Linked DNA regions of Homo sapiens: region 1 is linked to region 2. Evidence: chromatin contacts called from ENCODE Hi-C or POLR2A ChIA-PET data. All regions are on one chromosome and are shown on one strand. Each heading gives the region's core, a stretch centred on a gene start or an enhancer-like site at or near the end of the contact. The rest is flanking DNA. Distances are from core to core; before and after follow the strand shown. Region 1 holds the start of LOC107984806 (a long non-coding RNA gene). Region 2 holds the start of DYNLRB2 (dynein light chain roadblock-type 2).

Evidence for each region. Hi-C counts contacts between places; a loop is a spot of excess contacts on that map. ChIA-PET counts read pairs that join two places held with the same protein, here RNA polymerase II (POLR2A). Pooled maps may share reads with other maps.
Region 1: a pooled map shows a loop between it and region 2 (2.7-fold over the local background). The contact joins the enhancer-like site here to the promoter of DYNLRB2 in region 2. A Hi-C loop is called at or near these places in 2 of 50 pooled maps. POLR2A ChIA-PET finds 5 or more read pairs at or near these places in 2 of 52 experiments (CD8-positive, alpha-beta T cell and activated CD4-positive, alpha-beta T cell).

Annotation. Positions count from the first base shown.
Region 1 is chr16:79,089,051-79,095,804 of GRCh38, forward strand. All of the region lies in intron 8 of WWOX (WW domain containing oxidoreductase), which reads left to right. LOC107984806 (a long non-coding RNA gene) reads left to right here and starts at 1,000. Exons shown (of 3, transcript XR_001752381.2): 1 at 1,000-1,035. Within about 2 kb of position 4,806, at least 3 of the 41 ENCODE cell types and tissues checked have a DNase peak (open chromatin) inside an H3K27ac peak, as active enhancers do.
Region 2 is chr16:80,535,661-80,542,450 of GRCh38, forward strand. It overlaps DYNLRB2 (dynein light chain roadblock-type 2), which reads left to right and starts at 5,333. Exons shown (of 4, transcript NM_130897.3): 1 at 5,333-5,419. The coding sequence starts at 5,417. The region is part of intron 1 of DYNLRB2-AS1 (DYNLRB2 antisense RNA 1); the gene reads right to left. RefSeq lists an enhancer at 5,384-5,473.

The DNA.
Region 1 (6,754 bases), core at 3,556-6,055, 1.4 Mb before region 2:
TTTGGTGTCTTTTCTGTATGCAGTTAATACAGTTCGTGTGCTGTACCAAGGGTGCGAATGTGACTTTTCATCAGGAAGGCCGCATATGGTGGGCACAGGGCCTAGCTCTGCCGTTTTATAGCTGCATAACTGGTTTCTTGACCTTTTATGAGTCTCTACTCATGTTTTATATGGAGACATTAGTCATCTCACAAGATTTTTGTAATGATTAGAATATTTGTAAAGTTCCTGGCAAAGGTTTGATTATAAATTAGCGTCATCATGAACGTTCAAGGTGGGGACCTTTTTTTTTTTTTTTTGAGGCAGAGTCTAGCTCTGTCGCCCAGGCTGGAATGCAGTGGCATGATCTCGGCTCACTGCAACCTCCTCCTCCTGGGTTCAAGCGATTCTTCTGCCTCAGCCTCCCGAGTAGCTGGGACTACAGGCACACGCCACCACGCCTGGCTAATTTTTGTATTTTTAATACAGACAGGGTTTCTCCATATTGGTCAGGGTGGTCTCGAACTCCTGACCTCATGATCTGCCCGCCTCAAAGTCCCAACGTGCTGGGATTACAGGCATGAGCCACCACGCCCTGCTAAGGTGGCAATCTTTATACATAAAAAACAGGAATGACTTCTTCGAATTGGTGCACTAGAGAAATGTTTTCCAGTCGCCTAAGCGTTTAAGCATGGTAAACAGATTACCATATTAGTTGCCCAGACCTTGCAAAACTTCATAGTGTTTGTTTGTTTCCCTTGGGAGGCTGTTCTGAGAAGGAACCTTTTCATTCCTCGGAGTTCTGATGTGTTCATTGGCCCCTGTTGTCATGCTGGATATGGGGGCGGTTCAAGGGGGGCTTGGGTGCCTGAGAAAAAGAGTGAAAAACCCAACTGCGAAAACCCAAGAGAAACCGAAAGAGTGAACACTGGAAAAAAAAAAAAGGGGGGGCCGGCGAGCTTCAGGACCTAAGCGGTTAAGGAACTGGCTTTGACAGGAAGTGGGCAGGAGGCTGTTTTCAGTATGCTCATGGGAACCCAGCTGGAAAGTGCTGTGGTGAGTGTGTGTGGAAAAAAGGGGCTTTAATCAAGCTATAAATATCTGTTTCTTTGAAGTTTTATGACCAACAATTAATGTTACTGGAAGGCCCATAAAAAGGGCTGTTTCTTGACTTGGTGGGTCTGAGTGGGCCAGGGTCGGGTTAAGATGCTAGCCTCGTGGGGTGCCATCCTGACAGATTCTACTGTGTGCGTGTGTGTGTGTGTGTGTGTGTGTGTGTGTGTGTGTGTGATATAATGTGTTGCATTGGTGTCTAAAGCCATGCTCAGTATATAGTTATATATTTCATTCATTCATCCGTTCATTCAGTTATCTCACGTTTCTGGAGGGCCCTCTATGTGCAATACCTAGTGATACAGCAGTGAACAAAGGAAATCCCTGCCCTCAGGGAGCTTTCATTCTACTTGGGGAAAGAGACGTGAAAGAAATCAAGACATGCAAGCAAGGATAAGTGCTGTAAAGATAATTCATTCCTGTTTAGAGGGCTGAGGACAGGAAGACGATGCTGTATGGCTCTAGACAGGGTTCTGTGATGAGTGGCCTGTGGACAGATTCCTGTCCGAAGAGGTGCAGGGTGCAAGGGAGGAGGGGACGGCAAGTATCAAGGTCCCGAGTGAGGCACATGCTCGGCGGGGCCCAGGCATGCCACCAAGGCCAGGAGGAGAGACTGAGGAGGCTTGGCCATGCCCTGCCTTGTTGGTTTTTAGAAAGACTCTGTTTTGGTTATTTTGTTTTTCTTTTTTTGAGACATCTGGAGTGCAGCGGCATGATCTCAGCTCACTGCAACCTTTGCCTCCTGGGTTCAAACAATTGTCCTGCCTCAGCCTCCCAAGAAGTTGGGACTACAGGCATTCATGCCACCGCACCCAGCTCAAATTTTTGTATTTTTTGTAGATACCATGTTGGCCAGCCTGGTCTCAACCTCCTGACCTCAGGTGATCCACCCACATCGGCCTCCCAAAGTACTGGGATTATAGGCACAAGCCACCGCTCCAGGCCTAGAAAGACTGGATTTTACCCTGATTGAGCGAGGGAGGCTCTCGAGGTTTTATTTGGTTCTGCCCAGTGACCAGCCACCATAACCACATCCTTCCCCCAGACTTTTTCCTCTTCCTATAAAACAAAACAAACAATGTGAACAACAAAAGCAAAAACAAAAAACTAAGTAGTAGTTGGGGCATTTTTATTTTAATGCTGCTTTTTTTTTTCTCACCTTTTGCTATATGCTGATCCCAGTGCATGAAATTTTTTTGTAATCTCATTCCTGTGTTGAAGCTCTTTCACTGCTTTCGTGAGCACAGATGAATTTGAAGGCTGCCAGGCAGTAGCAACATATACCAGCTTCCCCACTGGGTGTTCATTCTACCCAATTTTTGTTCATGTGGACTTCAGGAATCTGGGATTTATGATCTTCGGATTTGGCTCTTGGCTTGAGGCTTAGCCTGTGCAGTCATCTTGGAGAGAGGGTTTACTAAGCAAAGAACACCCCAGAACAATCTGGGGGAACTGTGCCCTTTGCAAGAGAGCAGTTTTAAAGTACCCTCGGGCAATTTAGAAGCTCCTACTGACTCAAGGATATTCTTACCTCTTCGTTAAAGCAGCTCGCCTAAGGACTTTGCTAGATAAAAGTTGGTTTTCTCAAGAGGGTTTCTGCACACACCCGACCGCATCTTTTTCTTTTCTTTTCTTTGTTTTTTTTTTTTTTTTTTTTGAGACGGAGTCTAGCTCTGTCACCAGGCTGGAGAGCAGTGGTATTATCTGGGCTCACTGCAACCTCCACTTCCTGGGTTCAAGTGATTCTCCTGCCTCAGCCTCCTGAGTAGCTGGGACCACAGGTGCATGCCACCACGCCCAGCTAATTTTTGTATTTTTAGTAGAGACGGAGTTTCACCATGTTGGCCAAGATGGTCTCGATCTCTTGACCTCGTGATCTTTTCTCGCCTCGGCCTCCCAAAGTGCTGGGATTACAGGTGTGAGCCACCGCACCGGGCCTCACGTTTTTCTTTTAAAGAAATGTGTAATTCAGATCAGTCTTGCTTTCAGGTAGTCTGAATTAGGGGAGTTTGCCTGTGTGCAAGAGAAGGCTTCCTACTTCATTTTCTTGTGTGCAGGGAGCCATTTATGACTAATAGGATTCATTACATGTGTGTTTAGCCCACCGATTATTAAGGCTTTAACAATATTAAAACCTAAAGAGATAACAGAGGGGAAGCCTTTGGGAGCTAGGAATCAATCGTGCTGGGTGGCTTGAAAACAGGGCAGTAAAATGGCAGCCGCCTAGCCTGTGGTCTTTAATATTAATAAAGCCAGAGGCGATATCACTTAGTTGTTCCAACATGATTGGTTCCTCATGGATGTGCACCCTTGCTCATCACCATCTCACCACCAGGCTGACCCTATACATCTTCCAGGAGCCCAGCTCTTTCCCCTGGAAATGGTTCTCTGAGTTTCAGCTGCAGTTCAGGGAAAAGGCCAGCAGCCACGTTCCTTGTTTTGTGTAATTGGTCTTTAGCCTGATCTGATTCATCTGGCGAAACCCCTTTTTCCAGTAAAAGTCGTTGGCGAGGAGTGAATTGTGATGGAAACAGAGACAGATGTATGTACCTTTCATGGACATAATTTCCCCAAGACTGAACACAAAAATGAGGGTTTTTGGAGATCTCTCTGGAATTAATGTAAACGTTGTTGAAAACATATTATTCTATGGCTCCTTCATAAACCCTAGGCCATCCCGAGGCTGTCTCACTCAGGCCCCTCAGCCCTCATAACCCCCCAGCTCCATAGGAGTGGAGTTTGGATTTCAACTAGATAAGGCCCATTTTCATGGATGGACATGTGAGTTTTCATCTATAATATAGAATGCTATTTTCTAGTTAGGTTGGAGCAAAAGTAATCGCGGTTTTCACCATTATATTCAATAGCAAAAACCGCAATTACTTTTGCACCACTACTTTTTACCTAGCAGTTCAACAGCTGTAAAGAAAGATGCTGAGCTGTTGGTTACGTAACTGTGGTACAGCCATTTCATAGACAAGTCTACATCAATGAAAAGAATGACACTTCTAAAGGAAAAAAAATGGGCAAAAATTATGTGTTTACATCTATCAGAAAAACAAAACAAATGTCACGGTGTGGTTGGGAGGAGGTGGGGAGAGAGGCAGATTTTGGAGGCGAAAGATACACAGAAACACTAAATACCTGTCTATTAATACTGACAGTAGTTGCGTTTAGGGGATGAGACTCTAAATTTGTTTATTTAAATTTTCTCATTTTAAAAAATGAGTCCTTTCAATTATGAGATCAAAAAGAAATGTTCAGTGGCTTATTGTGACCCAACATTTTTCTGTTTGATTTAGATAGAGCTTTTATTTGCCTAAAAATTGTGCTTGCAATATATATGATGATTTTTTTTTCTTTTATTAAATGAAAAAGAGTCATTTAACAGTCACAGTGGCTCAGCCACCACCCGCAGCAGGCAGTGGGCCCACTTCACCTTCCCAGCAGGCCTCCAGTGCCCGGTGCAGGGTGGCCCATTGGCACCCACAACAAACATCACGACATTACTTTTACCGCACACTTCCTGTCGAGGCACAGGCAGTGCTTCAGCCTTTTTGGTAACTTGAATGAACATCAAAAGGATAATCAGATATTAGTTAAACTTGTTCCTCTTCTCCAATCATTGATACTTTTCTCTCTTGCTTCCCCTCCCCCTGCCCTTCGACACAGAGTGACAGGCCTGAAGTAAAAAGGGAAAAGGGGAACCGAGTGACTCAGCCCAGAGTGGGCCTCACCGCAGCTTCCTGGCCACTTTCTCGCTCTCTCCTTCCAAGAGAGAAAGGGGAGGAAGCCCAGAGCCTTCTATCACTTAGTACCGTGTCATATACCACTTCCACAAATGCTAGGGAATGAACGAATACATGTATGAATGAATGAATGTCCATGGGGTCACTCAGAAGTAGTGGCATAATTTAGCCAGATAAAGTGCCCACCTAGCACTCATCCCACCTCCTCACTCCTCTATCCTGTGAATGCAGAAATACAATTCCTCATTTACAAACAACTGTGCATGTAGGGTTGCTTGCAAAAGTTCGTCGTGTGCCGATATTTCATTACCACTTTTGCCAGCGCTCTCGTCTGCATTTCCTGAGGTTTTTCTTTTTTTTTTTTTTTTCTTTTTTTCTTTGATACGGGGTCTCGCTCTGTCTCCCAGGCTGGAGTGCAATGGCACGATCTCGGCTCGCTGCAAACTCCAACTGGTTCAAGCAATTCCCCTGCCTTAGCCTCCCAGGTAGTTGGGATTACAGGCGCCCGCCACCATGTCCAGCTAATTTTTTTGTATTTTTAGTGGAGACTGGGTTTCACCATGTTGGCCAAACTGGTCCAGAACTCCTGACCTCAGGCAGTCTGCCCACCTCGGCCTCCCAAAGTGCTGGGATGACGGGTGTGAGCCACCGCACCAGGCCATTTCCTCAGTTTTAAAAAGCAAATAAGAAACAACAACAAACTGCATCAGAGTAACCGTTTCAAAAACCCATCTCAGGTCTGTTTTTTCTTTTTTTTTTAAGTTAGCATTTTCTAGAAGTTTTGGTATAAAATATGTACAAGGATACATATATAAACTTAGTGACCATCTGAAGATAAACCTGGAATGAGGAATAACAACCTCTCATTTAAAGGAGTTTTAAAGAGACAAGAGGGAGGAAACGAGAAGAGAATGACAGTGTTTCTTTCATTAAAAGGAGCCCAATATTTATTGAGCCAACAGGTTTACACTGTGTCTACCCCAGAGTGTCATCAGCCCAAACCAGATCAGCGTCGTGGGCGATTTTTTTCACTTTACTGCTGAGGGGATTTGCCAATCGCCTGGTCAGCTTCTGAATTCTTCGGGCACACAGGAGGGGCGACATGGTTCTGGCTTATTTCTAAGTCCCTTTGAGGTGATTTCTGGTCCACAAATTGAGGCAAAATAATCCTCACAATTTCTTGGATATTCTCTGCCCCAGCCCCGTTCTATTGCAAAGGAGGCTTCTCTAAAAGGCTTCCCAATGCCTTAGAATCTACTTAAGGGTATTTTTGCTGGAGAAAGAGCTGCTGTCTTTGTCCACCTGTCGTTTTCCTTTCTACCCCAACAGGGCTTTCTCCCTCTGGCTGTTTTATTTAGCGGGAGAAGACAGAAGAGATGGAAAAATGGACCCTGCATTTATAGCTGTTCCTTCAAGGAGCTCAAACTGCTTTCAGGCATTTCCTTATTACCTCATTAATCCTCATAATGGTCCCTTGGCAGAATTATTCTTATTTTCAGAATGGAGAAATTGAGGCACGGACAAAATAAATGGCAGGTGGAAGGTCAGAGAGCCAGGCAGCAGAAGAGGTGGGGGCAGCAGGATGGCTTCTGGTTTCTGCCCTGGTCCATCAGTCAGAATGTCCTCTTCAGATGAGGAGATGCAGGGTGAGGCGCGGGGGAGCTGACATTGCATAAATAATAAAACAAATGGAGCCACATTTAGTTATCACTCATCTAGCGGAAGTCGATCTTCTTGGGACATGAGTAGGCTCTAACCTGGCAGGTTTTTCAACATGGAACCATTATTTGTCACATGTGTTCTGTGTGCCAGGGACTGAGTTCTTCTCAACGGAGTTTACATGTGAGAGGAGCAAGGGACAAACCTCACAAATAGGAATACAGACCTCAGAAAGCCGACTTCACCCTTGCATA
Region 2 (6,790 bases), core at 4,083-6,582:
GATATCAATAAGTATTTCCCATAACTGACCCAAAGTCATAGAATTGCAGTATTATAAAGTTTCAGAAAATCAATCATTTTATTCTTATTAGGACAAAGACACCTCTAATTTCTTAATTATTATATAGTCCAGTAATTAATTCTTTTATGGGATTAGTACTTTGGTATCTTGTTTAAGAAAGCTTTCCCTAGCCCAAGGTAATGAAGATGTTTCATTTATTTTCTCATGGATATCATACTGACACAGTGTCATATATTGAAAAAAACACGTTTCCCCCACTGGACTGCAGCGCCACTTTTGCTACACACCAAGCATCCATATAGGTATGCACAATTGAGAGACACAATTAAGAGAATAAAATGTAAGCCACAGAGTAGAACAGATTTGTAATAGATAGATATAGGTGTAGCTGTAGGTATTTATGTAAACGTAGACATATACATATAATCATCAAAAATCTTGTACCACAGGGCACACACACATGCACGCGCACACACATACACACAAAATCCAAAAAATATAAGTCAATAATTATGTGGGGGAAAAAGTGATCAGTCTTATCCGTAATCAAGGAGATGCAAATTAAAACCACATAAGACACTACTTTACATGTACCAAAATGGCTAAAATCTAAAAGCATGACAATATTAATTACTGGCAAGGCTGTAGACCAAAAGAAATTATCTTGCACTACAGTGTGAGGTACACTGGCACACTGGCACAACCACAGTGGAAAACAGTTTGACAGTGTGTGATAATGGATCATACTCTATGACTCAGCAATTCCACTCCTGCATATATATATACATATATATATACCTGAAACAAACGCATGCCTATGTGCACCAAATGACATGTCAAAGAATGCTTTGGCAGCATTATTCATAATAGTCAAAACCTAGAAACAACGAAAATATCTCTCAGCAGTAAAAGTATAAATAAATGTAGTGTTTTCTAAAAGTGAGCACTACACAGCAATAAAAATGAAGAAACCACAACTGCACACAACATAGATGGCTATCATACACACAATGCTGAGTAAAATTGTGCCCAAAACAAAAGATTACCTACGAGGTAATTCCATTTATGTAATTTTAAATGAAGCAAACTAAATTATACTGTTAGAAGTCAGACAACTAAATTTGCAGGCAGAGTGGGAATAATGATTGGGACTGGCCAAGTAGAAGTTTCTTGGGTGTGAACAGTGTTCTATTTATTTTAACCTGGTTTGGGGGCTTAGGTGTTCACTTCATGGTAACTCACCCCCTGTACATTTGTTTTGTGCACCTTACTTTTTTATGTGTTATACTTCCCAAAGTAATTTTGAAACTAAATAGATCAGAGACCTCAAGACTGGATTATCTGAGAAAAGGAGAGGTACATAAAGAGCATGACATTTTATTGCTCCCCTCAGGCCTTCCTTTCTTCTTCTTTGAACAAAGTTAATCGACCAGGAAATATTTACGGTTTACCCTCAACCATAAGATACTGAGAATACCTATGATGTGCAGTACACCAAGATGGGAACTGCTTGCTGGAGCTAGAAGTATAAAAATGGGAATTATGTTAAAATGGGATTAGAGGTAGATGAAACAGATGAAAGTTCTAAATTAATAACAGGTTGTCTACAAAGAGAAAGGGAAAGATGTTCTTTAGTGACAACGTCAACAATATGAATTACAGAAATTTTTCCTAGGGAGGGTAAGAAGGAAGAGAGGTTGAGGAGAGGATAGTGAAGAAGGGAGACAAGATGGAAATGGGGGAAGGAAATGGGGAGGAAAGGTTAGAGAAAAGATGAGAAGGAGGGAGAGAGGAGGGAAGGAATGCAGGGAAGGAGGAAAGATGGACCAAAGAAAAGACAGAAGAAAGAAACATGGTTAAATGATCCACACTGGTCACCTGGTATGAGCCAGACATTTCACCCACATAATATTTAAACCTCGCATCTCAACCTTCTAAGGTAGATACTATCTTTCTTACTTTATAAATGAAGAAGCTGATGCTGTTTTTTTTATTGAAGGAAATATGCCTAGAAATGTCAACCCCACATGCATACAACTCCAAATCCTGTGCTCTAGGAAAACACTTAATTTCAACAGGAAGGATTCCCTTATGGAAAGCAAATACTTCTATTACACTTAGGTCTTGAAAGGAGTCACCCCAGAGGGTGCCTTTGTCCTAAGAAGAAGAAAATGATTGATTTTCTGAAACTTAAAATCTATAATACTGCAATTCTATGACATTGGGTCAGTTTTAGGAAATACTTATTGATATTACTGGTATCTTCTAATTATGCCCTAGTATTAAGGAGTATTTTATTTTATTATTTTATTGTACTTTTTTTATTTGAGACAAGTCTCACTCTGTCACCCAGGCTAGTGAGAGTGGTGTAACTGTGGCTCACTGCAACCTCAAACTCCCAGCCTCAAGTGATCCTCTTGCCTCAGCCTCCCAAGTAGCTGGGAATACAGGCATATACCACCACGCCCAGCCTTTTTTTTTTTTTTTTTTTGATTTTTAGTAGAAATTATGTCTTGCTTTGTTGCCCAGGCTGTTCTCAAACTACCGGCCTTAAGCAATCCTCCTGCCTCAGCTCCCAAAACACTGGGGTTACAGATGAAAGCCACCATGCCTGGCCTGTGAACATGTTAGAAGAATGTAGTGTCTATTTTCTGGAGGGAAACCAGTAGAATACCAGGAGAAGTTCTGGTAAGTGACAAACAATGCCTTACCTTATGAGAAAATGGGCACAAAATTTATTCTACAGCCCAGTTCATAATATTTGCCAACTGCCAAGAATGCCAAAGATAGCTATATGGGTTGGTATAGAAAATACCAAAAAAAAAACTCAAGATCATTAAGTTATCTGGATTTCTTCAAGCTAACCAGAGAGCAGTAGCAAAGTATCAAACAGCAAGAGAGACTCCCAGAAGAAAATCATCTCCTTCTAACAAAATCATATGTGAAAAATAGTGGACTTGGTCTCTGCATGTATCACTTTTGGGGTTAAGTCAGAGTACTTGCAAAAACTATTATTCACTAATATTTTCACTTACGTTCAAAGTTATTTAGCACTTATTGTGAGTCAAAAAGAAAGGCCGAGGGGATGGGAGAAAGAGGAGAGGGTAAAAGGGGAATTCACATATATTGGGGATGGAGTAGGAAACATGTAAGACATTGCAAAGACACTTTATATAGCACAGCTCTGGATATTCATTACAGGTCCAAAAAAGGCATGAAAATTAAACCGAGCTACCTCCAAGGAATAATTAGAAGTGAAAAATTGATAAAGGGGAAATGGCTCAAGTTCTCCTCATTGATTTTCTGTGCACAGAGTCAAACTTGACTGTTGGTTGGAAGTCAGTTTGGCTACTTCTTATTTCTTTTTCAGCAGTTGGGTTCTCCCGTCAGTGCGTTTTATGCTAGAATCGTTCTTTGCTCTAATTACAGCTGTCAGCTATTGAATGAGCTTGACATCCTGACTCCAGAAACAAGGAAATTCACACTCCATGCATATGCAGTTGGTTCCTTCATTAAAGCTGATTGACATATCAGACATGGTGCACTGTCACTGATTTTTGTAAGAAAAACAAACGGCTACACAATCAAGTGGAATCTCCTTGATCAGAAACACCCAGAGAACCCAAGAATCACTCTTCATTCAACTCAGCCAGTATTTCTGTAAAGACCTATTATTTGTATTACTGCAAAATGGTAGCTATAGTCAATCAGGTAAGAGCCAGATCTGTACACACATGCATGCATACACACACAAGCACACAAATGCACACGCACACGCACACACCAGACTCAGACTCCTTCCCCACAGCTATAGCAGTCCTTTCCAAAGCAACTTTGTTGGAGTACCAGGTGTTGAGAGTCAAGCGGGATTCTTTGGCTAGTAATAGTGAACTGGCTGAGATATACAGATTTCTTGGAGGGAAAAAAAGGAGAGAACTACAGTGATCAGAATCACCCACACCTCAACAAAAATTAGAGCAGAACTACAGTTTCTCAGAGTATTTCTGTAGTTAATATAATAAAATGACAGATGTGGAGTTGAAATGGATCATCGAGTCCAAGCCTGCCAATGAGTTCAAAACTGTCCCAGAGCACCCCTAACATGGACCATTCAGAATCCAGTTGACATTCCTAGCACGATGTATGCCTTGTTCAGTGTGAGACTACTTTCTGGAAATGGATGCACAAACAGAATCGGTATTACAGGAAGTTGTTATGGCATGATCCCTATGAAGATGCATTCCCAACTTACAGCTTGTATTTTGTAATCAATATTTGTCCTCCTCTAACCTCAGGAAGTCATAACACGACTCCAGCCATAAAATTTTCCTGCTGTGCTTCGTCGTACAATAGTGGCTCTTTTCCTCCTAGGCTATAAGGATATTATCAATGTCCCTCAAAAGGTCAAGTGACTTCTGATCATTCCTAACTGATCTTTAACGTGTTTCCTCCAACAGTTCCTTAAACACCCAATGGAATGCTCTTCTATGGCAACGTATAGAACCTCCGGAACTACCATTTGCAATTTTTTAGTAACTCAGAACTGTTGATTTTTAAAATGGCAAAAATACAGATCCTAATGGATACTGACAACTAACAGAAATACTGACAAGTAGCAACTCTTCAATGGAGTTGAGAACAGGAAGAGGGTGCTATAACTAGGTGAGAACATAAAATGTGCAACTGTGCTTACTCTACTGATCTTAGAGTAGACAGATAGAAAGTAATTTTTTTAAGTACATAAGGTTGTACTATTTGATGCTCTGATATATTTTTCTTCAATATAAAAACTACTGGGAGGCGAGCGAACAGTATCTGCCCTGAACAGGGCAGTACTAATGGACGGTCACAGGCAGCTAAGACTATCACCAAACCCCTAGAGCAGCCCAACCCCGAAGTCAGATGGTCCTGTCCCCTCCTTACTTGCTCCAGGGCAAGTATCACACGTGGACATTACTGCTTCCGGTACTGTTTCGTGCATTTTGTTTGGTGCATTTTGTCCGTCTCCCTGGCACCTGGTGGGTGGTGAATCAGCAGTTTTTGAACGAATAAGTGGTTATCACATTAATTCGTGCCTCAATGAATGAATGAATGGACAAACACAGGCCGGGAGCCTGACCCACTTCCCTCTTCCCTCCCGGGACCCACTGCTCCAGGATTGGGCGAACCTCAGGTGAGCGCCTGCTCCCCTCTTCCGCGAACCTTCGCCTACGGCGGCCGGGAGGCATCAGGAGCGCGGTCAGGGCGAAAAAGCCGACTCGCGAGCGCGCAGGCGCAGCCCTGACGCTTCCGTGGGGCCACTTCCTTTTTTGTCTCCTAGCAACGGCGGGTAGCGTTGTTGACATCCCGGGAGGCTGTGCCGCCGGCCTGAGCCCAGAGTTTCGCGGCCTCCGCGATGGTAAATCTGGGGTCTCCGTCCACGCCCCGCCGTTCCAAGCACGCCGACCGTCAAGGACCTTCGCACCCAGCTTCTGGGGCCCACCCAGGCACGGGCGGTCCAGGGGCCGCGGCGGAGGCTGGTGGCTCCAGGATCTTCCTGGAGGGGCGAGAGGGAGACCTTGGAAAGGGGCAAGAAGATGTCTAGATGACTGGAAGCTGTTTTGGGAATTGATTTCGCGGGGATGGTACATAAGGAGGGGTGATGTTGAGAAAGGGAAGAGAGAGATTCAGAGGATGAAGAATGCTCAGGGGAGTGAGAAATCCGGGGAGCCAGGAAAGTTTCCAAAGAGGGGGCGGGAGGCCGAGATGGAGAGGAAAAAAAATCAGACCCTTAGAGAGAAGGAAGAGGTGGGACAGGGAAAGCAAGGGAATGGAAGGGTGAGAAGGGAAGATACTGAGAAAGAAGAAAGGGAAATAAAGAAAAAGGAAAGAAGTGATGGGAGACCCGCCCCCCTCCCCCCCAGAAAAAGAGGTAAGAAAAAAAAAAGTAGAGACTGTGGAAAGCAAAGGGCGTTAAGAGAAGAATGAAACGGGGATTGGAGATGGGGATTAAGAAATTATACTAGGAGCACTTACAAATCATGAGAAGAGAAACAACTGGGTGGAGAAATGGAAAGGCCAGGGAAAGAAAAGAAAGGAGTTTGGGAGATAAGTAAAGGGAGAAAGATAAATAAGGACACAGTGGCTGTAAGAAGCTGTGGACATCGTCTTAAAGATTGCCCAAAATGCAGTGAATTATTGATCCCCTGTTCAACGCTTACGGTTTAGTGTAGTGTTTCTCAAAGTCAGATGCAAACATTCGTTGCTACATAAGATGGCCGAGAAATGCTAAATAAGAGTGAATCACATCGTGAGAAAGTTATTCCTCTTCCATTTTGTTCAACCTTCAGACTACATACAGGAGAAAATTTCTGTTGCTATTAGGTCCTTAATACCACTGTCATTTGGAAATTTCCATTTTTTCATCCGAAGAGCAGGCCTCAGGCTCAGAGCTTTCATTGCAGTAGAATTTAATGATAGGCTCTCTCTTCATTTTGTTCATTTTGTTTGTTTTACAGTTATTTCTATTTATGAGGAATAACGTCAGGTTTCCATTTGTGGTAGTGACATACGATTTCCTCTTAAAATGCATTTATTTAAGCTTTTAGCAGTGAGATAATTTAAAGAACACCTAGATAAATAGTATACATGGCATTCATAATGGCAAGAATCATGAATCTAGTACACAAATGCCTAAAGTCAAGAAAACCTTGGCTCTGATGCTGAAATAGAGAAAATAAGTGCTCCTGCCCATACCAAGTACAAAGGAAAACTATCTTGAAGTAACAAA